2 separate regions of the Homo sapiens genome follow, and region 1 is linked to region 2. The links are chromatin contacts, found by Hi-C or POLR2A ChIA-PET in ENCODE. All regions are on one chromosome and are shown on one strand. Each heading gives the region's core, a stretch centred on a gene start or an enhancer-like site at or near the end of the contact. The rest is flanking DNA. Distances are from core to core; before and after follow the strand shown. Region 1 has its middle 170 kb from the start of MUSK. Region 2 overlaps MUSK (muscle associated receptor tyrosine kinase).

What was found. Hi-C counts contacts between places; a loop is a spot of excess contacts on that map. ChIA-PET counts read pairs that join two places held with the same protein, here RNA polymerase II (POLR2A).
Region 1: a map of astrocyte of the cerebellum shows a loop between it and region 2 (14-fold over the local background). The contact joins two enhancer-like sites. A Hi-C loop is called at or near these places in 3 of 168 maps with a recorded cell type or tissue (aorta, astrocyte of the cerebellum and endothelial cell of hepatic sinusoid) and 1 of 37 single-sample maps with no recorded cell type. POLR2A ChIA-PET finds 5 or more read pairs at or near these places in 2 of 52 experiments (AG04450 and HEK293T).

Annotation. Positions count from the first base shown.
Region 1 is chr9:110,834,500-110,840,177 of GRCh38, forward strand. No RefSeq gene overlaps it. Among named protein-coding and RNA genes, the nearest start is that of MUSK, 170 kb to the left of the region's middle. Within about 2 kb of position 1,377, at least 2 of the 41 ENCODE cell types and tissues checked have a DNase peak (open chromatin) inside an H3K27ac peak, as active enhancers do.
Region 2 is chr9:110,772,278-110,778,582 of GRCh38, forward strand. MUSK (muscle associated receptor tyrosine kinase) reads left to right here. Exons shown (of 15, transcript NM_005592.4): 10 at 3,511-3,686; 11 at 4,355-4,378. All of the region lies in intron 2 of LOC107987115 (a long non-coding RNA gene), which reads right to left. Among named protein-coding and RNA genes, the nearest start is that of MUSK, 110 kb to the left of the region's middle. Within about 2 kb of position 3,651, at least 2 of the 41 ENCODE cell types and tissues checked have a DNase peak (open chromatin) inside an H3K27ac peak, as active enhancers do.

The DNA.
Region 1 (5,678 bases), core at 127-2,626, 60 kb after region 2:
AGTGGTTGAGCTTACTACACAACACTGTTATAAAACCCAAGCTTTCAATCACAACATTAAATATTATCAATATTAATATTCTTAGCTAATATTTTTTGGGCATCAACATATAATACAATGCAACCATTTTTAATTGTACAATGCAATGGCTTTTGGCATATTGACAGAGTTGTACATTAATCACCACAGTCAATTCTGGAACACTTTCATCACCCCAAAAAGAAATCCCACTTCCTTGAGCCCATCACCACCCCATCACTCCAGGCATCATACCAATACTTCACTTCCGTAATCTATTGTATTCTTGCAACAATGCTGTATGGTAGAAGTGAATAGCCCCACTATACAGATGAGAAAACTGAGGTAGAGAGAGGTCGAGAAACTTGCCTAAATTGTATAACTAGTAAACAGTAGAATTGGGACTTAAATTCAGGCAATCTGTCTTCAGAATACAGTCTCCTAACTACTCTGCTATGCCACCACTACATTATATTACAAAAATGAAAGTTCATGAATAAGTAGAAATTACTCCAGGAATATAAAGATTGTTCAATTTGAATATATCTAGCAAAATGACATATCATACCAATAATAATAGCGAAAAAAATACTATCCCCAAAAGCACTCAGTATCTATCTCTAGCAGAAAAAAATAGATGGATGACCCCCACAAGTAAACAAGAATAGGAGAATGTGTACACGTCTATCTGAAATAACTGTAATTAACACCTAACATTGACACAAGAAAGACATATGTAAGTAATAAAAAATAAAACATATCTGTTACCATTACCCTAACTTAAATTTATTCTACATGTTTTAACTAAGGCAGTCAGTAAGTAAAAGGAAAAATGAGGTTTCTCTTTAAAAAGAAAATGCAAAATAATTATTTCTATATAATAGACTGTATAAATAGAAAAATAAAACCAACTTCAAAATCATCTTTAGTAATACAATATTTCAGTAATCCAAGAAACGGAAAGTCTGTGAAAAAAAAAAAAAGATATACGTGTGTGGGAGTGGCAATGGGAGTGGAAGGTTAGAGCTCAAATTCATCTTTCAGGCTGAACAGTCCCCATGAACTGGAAATCATTAAGTCCTGTTTCACCTCCCGAGAATGCATACCAGTTAAATTCTTTACATTCTTTTTCCTTGCCTACTTTGCCTGGAAAAATGCTTGAAACCACAATGTTGGACAGATAGTTTATTTTTGTGTGTCAGTATTTTAACTGGAAGGAAGAGGAGAAAATTTTTCATGGATCTTTAGGTTATAATGATTTGACCTTTTATTAGTTATAGGATTTATTGCCCACATGAAAAAAAAGGAAGAACTTTTGCAAAGGAAGAGTGGAAAAGCTAAGGGCCAATATCATGTATTCCCGTCTTCCCTGACCTACTATTCAAAACCTCCAGTAATGTGGAGAAAAAAGAAAGGCTCCAGAGTCCTTTGAAGTCTGTGTGACTTCAAGGAAATTACAGAATAAAAATGTCATGGAGCATCTTGCAGGCTGCTGGAGACCCCAGGGCTCTAGGCTGAAGGGAGTCTTCAGCTTTGCAGATCCAAGAGCCCAGATGAATCTGCTCAACTAAGGGCTATTCTGGGATGTCCAAGAGCTGTGACTAAATGAACTTACCAGATTTTTTTTTATATAAACCAGTCATTTATGCATCTTTACCAGCCTCCTTCCCACAGAGGTTTTGGTGGCTAAGATGTCAGCCCATTAATTTATCTTTAGAAATACATCAGTAGCTGCTGAGGTACACCAGATGAAAACTGACTTGGAGTCAGAATCCCTGGTCCAAGTCTCAAATTAGTCATTTAAATATTATGTGTGATCCTGGCTGAGACACTTAGCCTATCACTCCACCAAAATTAGCTTTATCAATGTCACCAATAACCTGCTGGTTCCCATGTACAATACACTCTTTTATTAAAATCTCACTTAACCTCTCCATGGCCTTGTACCCTGCTGATCACCTTTCCTCCTTGAGTTTTCATGGCACCACCTTTCTGGTTTTCTGCTTACCTGTCAGCTGATTCTTCTCTTTATTCTTCATCTCATCCTTTGCATCTAGGATCTGTCTTTCATACTCAACTATTTGGGTTTAAATCCCTTTCCTTGAGTAGCCTCATCCAGATCCATAGATTCAAGTCCCAGACATTGATCCTAAGACCCAGAACTATAGATAAGACATTTCCACCTGAACAAACCTTGGAGACCTAAACTCAACAGGCCCCAAACTGAACTAAGCGTCTACCCTTATGCCTTCCCCATACTGTCCAAATCAGAAAATTAACTCCTCAGGTGAAGTTGATGCTATTAATCTATGAATGACCCTTTGAGTAGCAAGTCTGAAAAGCAAGAACTTTTTTCATGACTCCAACACTAGATTATCAAGTCTTCCTTGTTTATAGCCCCTCGCTCCGCATCATCCCCACCTCCATTGCCTTAATTCAAGAGGGAATGACACCTCCTTCAAAACAGCCTCTATGCTCTCTCTACTGATCTCCCTGACTCCTTGCTGGGCCATGCCAATTTTTCTTACATAGTCCTCCCATAATGACCTTTATCAAAGGCCAGTCTGAGACTCCCAAATGGCTTTTCCATAGCTCTAGAGTTATTTAAGCTTCTTTGTTTTGTATGCCGGCCCTTCATGGTCTGGCTTTATTCTACCTCTAGACTCACATCTGCAATCCCACATCCCTTGCATCTCAATCATTACCTCGATTTTCCCAAACACATCATGCTGTTTCATGTATCACTGCCTTCCTACAATCATTTCTTCTATTGGAATGCCATTCCAAACCTCAAAGCTTATTCTTTTCTCATCCTTCTAGGATCAGTTCATTCATTCCTTTCAAAAGAGGTCTACCCTTTCCCTGGTGTGATAGATTGCATTTGCTCACCACTCTTTTTGCCATGGCTTCATCATGACCAAAGTAGACTTTCCCACACTTGTGCCTTACTGTGGCCAATAGCACAGAAGCGGAGGTAATAATGTGCCAGTTCCAAACCCTTTTAAACAAACTTAATGACATCCCTATGAGAAGAACCTGTCTGAGCCTGTCTCAGAATGATCATGAGAAACACATGGAGAACTTCTCTAATCAGCTGACCCTCAGAGGACCAAAAGACGTGTCAGATAAATCCTTACTGGTATGTGCAGTTTTGAGGTGTGGTTGCTTCTTATGTGGTGTGTTGTATATTAACCAAAACATTTAGTGTAGTTTATTTGTCCTTCTCTGTCCTCCCATAGCCACTCTGTATGCTTTAGGCCAGCTCTTCTCCAAGACAAATGAGGAAGCAAAACTGGCACCTTGACCTGCTGCCATTCAAACTTTAGTCATAGGGGAAAAAACATCCTCTCTGCATTCTAATAAAGTTTCTTAAAAATGTAATAACACCCTGCCTTGTACTATTCCTCCAAATAAATGAAGACTTCAGCCCTTCCCCTTAAGTTGTTAATTCTCTAACCAAAATAATTTTATCCTTGACTTTTATAAAACTGATGCCTACATATATATGTGAACCTTTATTTACTGATATGACAATCCAGTGAAGAAACATCTGATTTTCTGCCATGAACAAACCAACTTTCACCTTGTTTAATTCAGGGATCCCAGCTCTCTTAAAATCTGGAGTAACTTGAAAAACTATGCAAGTAGAAATAATTTTATTTTCTCAATGCGTTTGTCTGAGTTTTGTTTTGTTTGTTTGTTTGTTTGTTTTTTGTTTTTGCCACGAGCAAAGTTTGAGGCATTAGGTGCCATCAAGTGCTCAGCATTCTAGAAGCCTATGTCTTGCAAGCGTGATGGTAGCTCAGGGATTTGTCTGTGAGAGAAGAAACCAGAAAGGCACTGTCTTGGGAAGACGCTAAAATAAAAAGACTGGCCCACAGTCCAAACTCATCGCCAAACCCAGAGAAACAGGCAGGCTGTGAATCCCACTATAAGTGCCAAGAAAGGCAATTTGGGTATCCAATTCTAATACTCATGAGAAGGTATTACTGCCGTTGTTTAGAGGACCATTCAGCCTCTGGCATAGGTGACAGAGAGACAGGCTGACATGGAAAACCTCTATTGCAAAACTTTTCACATGGTGACACAGAAAGTTTGTGTATAATTCTTTTATGTTGTTTATACAAGACAAGCTTTTTGATACTTGTGTGGAGACATTACAAACAATGATTCTGAGCCTGACTGGGCTGTATAGGACATGCAAATGATACAATGTTAAGTGAAAAAACAGAAAGCAAAATTTTTTTGTACAATGTTATTTTATAACATATTCCTAGAAAACTGATTGATAGAAAATACATGCCTGACCAGGCATGGTGGCTCACACCTGTAATCTTAGCACTTTGGGAGGCTGGGGTGAGTGGATAGCTTAAAAGCCCAGGAGGTTGAGGCTGCAGTGAGCCCACTGCATTCCAGCCTGGGCAACGGAGTGAGACGCTGTGTCAAAAAAAAAAACAAAACAAAACAAAAAAAAAACAGATAAGAAAATACATGCCCAGGCCGGGCGTGGTGGCCGTGGCTCAAGCCTGTAATCCCAGCACTTTGGGAGGCCAAGGCAGGCAGATCACGAGGTCAGGAGATCTAGACCATCCTGGCTAATACAGTGAAACCCCATCTCTACTAAAAATACAAAAAAAAATTAGCCAGGCGTGGTGGCGGGTGCCTGTAGTCCCAGCTACTTCGGAGGCTGAGGCAGGAGAATGGTGTGAACCCGGGAGGTGGGAGCTTGCAGTGAGATGAGATCGCACCACTGCACTCCAGCCTGGGCGACAGAGCCAGACTCGTCTCAAAAAAAAAAAAAAAAAAAAAAACAAAAGATAATACATGCCCAAAGGGGTTTAGTTGAGTGAAGATAAGAGATTTTTAAAAATATTTCTATTTTACAAAGCATTTTATGTAAGAATATAACTTTATGATGAAAAATAATAAATGTCTCACATAAAATAATATCTACAAACAAAAGCTGAAAATTTAAAAAGAAAGGTTTTTCAGTGAGCACTGAATGAGAGCAAAGCAGCAGGGAAATGTTGCCCAAGTATTCCTATAGGGATATTCTACCAAGGGGTCCACTATTCATTCCAGTCCATCACAGTTCCCTCTCCAAACTGGGTTGGAGACACATGAATCACTCTTTGGCTTTAGATTTCTAGACTCCACACAGACTACAGCCCTTCTGATACATGACAATTGAGAAGATTACTGTTTACTTCAATTATATGCCAGTTATATATACTCCTGACTGGTTTTCTTGATTGAACATAGACCTTGGTCATTTGCTGAAGAGTTAGAAATATTTTATCAGCAAACACACTTCACTTTTTTATTGAGTGTTTGTATGCCTAGAAGAGAAGGCTCATTTTTATTTCATTTTCAGAGGATAAATTTTCAGACCTCATCTCCAAATTCAAGGTTTCTATCCTATTTGGTAGCCTCATATACAGCCTGTTATAACTTTTAACAAACATGAGTGAAAACAGCTTGTCCCTATCTCTTTCCTATCTTGTTCAGAATAACCCTTCAGACACTTGATGTTAAAACTATCCATCAGCTTTAATTATTCAAATTAACCCACCTTCTCTGATTAATTTTGGCTTTACCCCGATGTTTTGTTTTACAGGAAAAAAAAAAGGAGGGGAGTTTTTTTCTGGATACCTGTGCAT
Region 2 (6,305 bases), core at 2,401-4,900:
TGTTCTTTCTAATCTTGAAAATAATTCACCTTTTTGAAAGAAAAAAATCCCTTTCATTGAAATGTTAAATTTATTAGAAAATCATAGTTATTTCCTAAATCTATGTCATTCACAGTATACATTTAAATTTTTTTTCTAATTCCCATTGTTATTTAAATAAGTAGTTTTATTGGGAAAATGTTATTTTTTAAAATCCTCATCATCAAATATTTTGTTCCCATTGAAGTAAGAAAATATAATCTAAAAATTTTTACATTTTAATATTTTATAGAGGTTTTTTCTCTGATATATAATAATAAAAATTGGCATTTATAAAGACTTAGTCTCTTCCATTAACATACAAAATTCATATATTTATGTTCAATCCTTTCTGCTCTTAAATGAGTATTAGCTATTTGGTCCAATAGTTTAATAGTGATGCGTCAAAATTTTCACAATTGTGTTTCCAAGAATGTTTTCTTGCAATTCTGACTCCTGCTTTTTGCACCAAGAAATATTAAACTAAAATTGAATTTACTGCTGATAACTGGTAAGTTTGATCTTCATTTTTTTGTTATATCTTTTGAAAAAGTCTCTACCTTTATTCATCAAACTAGTTCAGAAGTTGTCAACCATTTTATATTCTACTTCTACTTGCTTGTGATATTTTTAAAAGCGTGCTATCACTCATGGTTTTCTAATTATTAGGTTGGTACAAAAGTAATTGTGTTTTTTTTCCATTAAAAGTAATGGCAAGAACCGCAATTACTTTTGCCCCAACCTAACATAAGCAGTCATTCAATGATGTGTGCCTCTTTTCATGAACGACATGGAATTTTATTGTCTAACAAATATTTATTGATCTCCTTCTGGGCTCCAAGTACTACACTGAGCATTTGGGATATATTAATGAACATAATAAACAACTTATATATAACTTTAGAAGGTGTTAAATGTCATGGAAAAAGAAAAAAGGAATGCTTTAAGGAAGACCAGAAATAACAAACGGAGAGGAGAAAGTTGTAACTTTAAAAATAAGGTGTTCAGGGTAGACTTAATTAAGTTAGCATAATTGTACTGAATCTTCCACACTTGTTCTTTGAAACTTTACCTGAAATTATCAACCGTATTTGTATTGTTCAATTATATTTTATTTGCATATGCTCAATTTTTGGAACATTATTCTTAGCTTTTACATTTGATTTCATAATCATGTATAAGTAGATACTTGGAGGAGCTTATACTATGTTACTTATCATTGATACTCATTGTCATTCATTTCAAATAAAATATTTCTTTTTCTTAAATTCCTAATTTAAATTCACTTCTTGTTCATTCATCTCATCTTTACTCATCTCTCATTCAGCTGGAGTAGGTGTTTTTCACATGTAAAAAAAAATTCTGTCATTGTACATATGTGTTTTTGACTGGGTATTTAAGTCTGTGTTAACACAAGTGTTAGCTTTTGCGTTAGTTCTCCTCACTTGTGTTACTTATCCTCAAAACTGTGGACTCTGACCAATTATTTTCTGGCCATGTTGTAATAAAGAGGAAGAAGAAAGCAATCCTGACTTTTGTTCCTTTGTAAGGAACATTTTCCTCTCTCCAGATTGTAGAAAGATTATTTCTTTAATTGTTGAGATTCAAAATATTTGTAAAATTCATTTGGGGATAGATTTATTCTCATTGTTTTCTTTCATGTAATATAAATAATATAAAAATAATGGGTAATATGCCCTAAACATTGTGCCCTTTTCATCTTAAAAATGTTTTCTTATACCACATCTTTGATTATTTTCTATTTTTTATGTGCTCTGGTTCTCTTGCTAAGAAACACTATTATTTGATTTTGAACTTCTTACTTGCTCCACCTTATCAGTTATTTCACACATTATTTTCATCTGTTTAGCCCTTCTTGCATTCAGTTAGGTCCTTTCTTTCTGCATTCAATTGAATATTTAATTCAAATTTGTTTATTTCTTGCAGTGCCATTTGTTTTCTATTTTCAATGAAGATTGTTAAGTGTTGGTTTTATTTTTTGTGGTTTCTATTTTCTGTAGTTACTTCCATGTTCAAATTATCCTACTTTTTAGTCTATAGTTCATCTTGATTTGTTTTTTCTTGTGAAAAACTCTGCTATAGAGGGCATGCTTTAGTGCATGGCAATGAAAACAAAGCAAACCAAAAGCCATTCATTAATGTGTTCTTCTGTTTAGAATAAAAAAATTTCCCAGGTATTTGCTTCTTCTGCCTAATGTGGAGTATGGAGTTGTTTTCATATGTCCCATATTGATTTACACTTTAACTATGCTGTCTGCGTGCAAAAAAATGTGCTTATACAACCCAGGGGTGGAACCAAGCTAAGCAACTCTCCTCAGGTCCTTTACCTGCTCAGAAGTCTTGAAAGCCCCATTATACTCCCTTCTCCCTTACGCACACCAAGAATTATAAATCCCATTGTTTTCTTCATATAAGAATATATTTGCATCTCATCACATTCATATGCACAGCCTTTTATTCTATGCATACTCAATTAGCACATATTGGCAAGTTAGGAAAGTAGGAGTGTGGGAATAAGTATGAAAAAAGACACCATTGTGGCATATATATACACACACACACACACACACACACACTCTTACAATTTCCTCCTCTCTGAATCCTTCAGATACTGAATAAAGGACATCTGCTATTATTATGTTTAATTTATTTAATTATCTTTAATTTCCTCTTATTATTAACCCCAAATACCTTAATTTGAAATTAACCAGGTTTTTCCTATGCAGTTTGTCCTATTTTCTATCAGGCTTAAACAAATACTAATCTGCAAAATTCCAAGTAGTCCAATTAGTGTTTCTTCAGCCCCTTCACTCATAATACAACATGTAGATGAACATAACAGCTTCATATTCAAACAGATAATACTTTGGCTTTCTCAGATGGAAGCACGCAGAGCAATGGGACAGGATTCCGTGCCTCAAAGTAAGGGCTGAGTAAGGACCCAGATGCCCTCCTATAAGCTGCCAGGGAGGTGGTGGTGTTCTGTTTCAGAGGACAAAGCACACAGAGGCCCAGACTGTGTTCCTCGAGCCCTACCCATTAGCCCCAAGATCATAGAAAAATCTTCCAAGCTGGAAACTGGTTGACAATGATCCTGACTTTCAGTAGGTGTGTTTTTTAAACTCTGTATACCTTTTTCCTCTACCTGTGTTGTTATTTGAATATGAAGTTGGGAGAAGACATATCAGAGATTCCCAATCTAATACGTTTTAAATTTGACGTTTTTTTCCCTTAGACTAGCATTAATTGTGTTTCACAACAAAACGAGATAGCATTTCATCTCACGGGACAGTACACTAGATTTCATGAGGTCTCATATTATTTACAGTAAAAAGTTTCTTTCATAAACGCGCTTTTTTCAAGAACAATTTACCATGATGATGTCTTGAAAACACAGAATTTAGGCTCTGCCACAAATTTGCTTTAACATGTAATGATTCATCAAGTTTTGTTCTCCATATACTATTTTAGAGAGTACTGCTTGGCAGTAAAGGAGCTCTTCTGCGCAAAAGAATGGCTGGTAATGGAAGAGAAGACCCACAGAGGACTCTACAGATCCGAGATGCATTTGCTGTCCGTGCCAGAATGCAGCAAGCTTCCCAGCATGCATTGGGACCCCACGGCCTGTGCCAGACTGCCACATCTAGGTAACACAGAGTTCTCCCAAGACTTTGGAGGTTAAGAGAAATTTACTATTTTGAAGAAACTAAGGTGTGAACTTAAAGCTTCTAATATTTCTAGGCATTTCTAATTTTTTTTTTTTGAGTTCTGCCTTCCTTAGATACCTACTAGCGGAATCCTAATGCTATCCTAATTGTACAGATTAGCGTAAAGATTTATTTCATTTGCTCTAAAATAAATGAAACAGCACTTTTAATTACTGCTTGACATTTTAGATTCTTTCATAGGGAATCTTATGAGAGCTTGTAACATTTTCTGGAGTGTGTAGAAAAATGGCTAAGAAACATCTTATATTTTGTCAGCAGAGTGGAATAAAGGAATAAAGTCCTTTTTCTTAGCCAAGAAAGCATGCTAAAATAAGACACATGTTTGAAAATGCTGATCTCACAAAACAAAATTGAATTGCTTCATGTTGCTTTAATGAACTTTGTTTGTAAGGAACTATGTTGTTATCCCTAACAGCTGGTTTAATTTCAAAGACCCAATTCTTTCACATTCGAATGCAAAGAATGTTTTCCAGTTGTATATTAAAAAGCTGAGAGAGAACTTGCATTTCTTAGCACTCACTCTCTCACAGAATATGTGAGATATCTGGATGCTCACTTAAAACAAATTTTTATCCTTTCCCCTTCAGATTATAACAAAGAAAACCTAAAAAGTAAGTAATTGTGTTTGTGCCCTTGAAACCTTATGTGTATGTAATTGGATTCATGCATGTGTGTTTACACTTATATTTCCTGATGCCCAGAACAGAATGTACAGCCGCTCTCAAAGTCTTCTCACCATACTCATCCAGGGTATAACATGAGGGAAAATCATGGAAGGTCTCAGTTTATAACTTTTAATTAGACCGTAGAGAGTACCATATTTAGTGAGTCATACAAATGCTATCTCCCACCTCAAGGTTTTTAGTCTGTTTTATTTCTTATATGGCTATAAGTAAGCCAAATTTAAAATGTCACCTTTTGATTTTATATTCTTGATTCAGTATAATCTAATTATGTATAGATGAAACCCAACATTTATTTCTTCATTGAGCCAATTCATGATCTTCATTTGTGACAATAGATCCCTCTTTTGGAAGTTAGGTATTTTTTTAAGACAGCTGATTTCCAGTATAAAGTTTATAGGATCAAATCAAATGGCTTTAAAAAGGTCATCACAAAAATCTCTGGGAAAGAATTCAAGAAGGTTGCTTGAAAAGGGATGTCGTACAAAATAACTTGTATCAGATAGTGCTTTAACCTGTCAGAATGCAGAAATCCTCAGGATGAAATTAGAAAAGCTTTTCATGTCAACTAACTTCCTCTGGTCTCAGCGTTCTAAGGCTTAAATCACACTTACTTCCTGTAATACATATTCCAGCCCTAATCTCCTCTGCATTTGACTAGGTGCCAGGACTTGATTTTACCAGCTTGCTTAAAGGACCAACACTTAAAAGTATTAAAAGCAAGAATGCTACTGGTCCTAGTTGAATTACTCAGAGGTATTAAACAAGAAGAGTTATGGAAACCTTAAAAATCTATTATTCTGGTAGCCTGTCAAATTGTTATTCCCAAATCGAAGGAATAAAAAAAAATTTCAATTCTTTGTTATATGAGCAGCCAAAGTTTACTTTGATTGGACTTTGAATTGATTACTGTGCTCTTTGTTATCCATCGATTGCTCACTCATCCATTCAAACATTCATTGAGGGTTTGCTGTGTGGAAGGACCAGACCATTCATCTTAAATTAGACAGGAACAATACACAAAAAAGCATCCACATTTCTGCCTTTCACACTAATTATAAAGGAATTTTGAGCAGCACAAACTAGCTACAATAATAAATTTTCTAGTCTTTAAAAAACAGCTTTATGAAATCTTCGATACATGTAAGAAAATGAGCTCCTAATGTCATGAACTAACCATTTAAACTGAAAGTAGGGCAGGGAATATCTGAAAGTATGCTCCTTGAGTTAAGGCAATTATTATTAAAAGAGTTGGCTTTAGCAGGTCAATAGTGGAGCAAAGAAAACATCCTTATTAGGCAGTGTCCCATATTTTATAGGGGTGTGTAAAGACCTTAAGTATTTTCCAAAGAGTGTCTTGATTTCTGAGTAAACTCTAAAGAATATCACCAGCTCATTTGGAGGGGTCACAAAAGAGCTGTTAATCATTTGTTTATCTTTGCATTATTTTCTTCTTCCTTGAGCATAGGGACTAGAATTTCAGTAGTTTTTCTTTTTTATAATTTCTTTGGCTGAAGTGAAACATCTTTTTGAGCAGGCAATGCCTTTGTGCTATTTACATTATTTGTAAGCAAGGATTACACTATTCCTCTCTTCCGTGAGACTTCACATACTTTATTACAGAAACACTCAGCAGTGAATCTGTCTTCTATTTCAGAGCTTCTGTGGAGAAAAGGTTAATTTGTCTTAATCATTGAAATAATTACTTTTCTCTTGAATTCTCTTTTTCCTTCCATCTTTGCTCTTTCTATACATATACATGGAGAATAAAGGACCCAATGAATGTACCCAAATCCAAACTGACTAGTGTGATACATACATTATCTCTCTTAATACTCCCAATAGTTCTACAAAA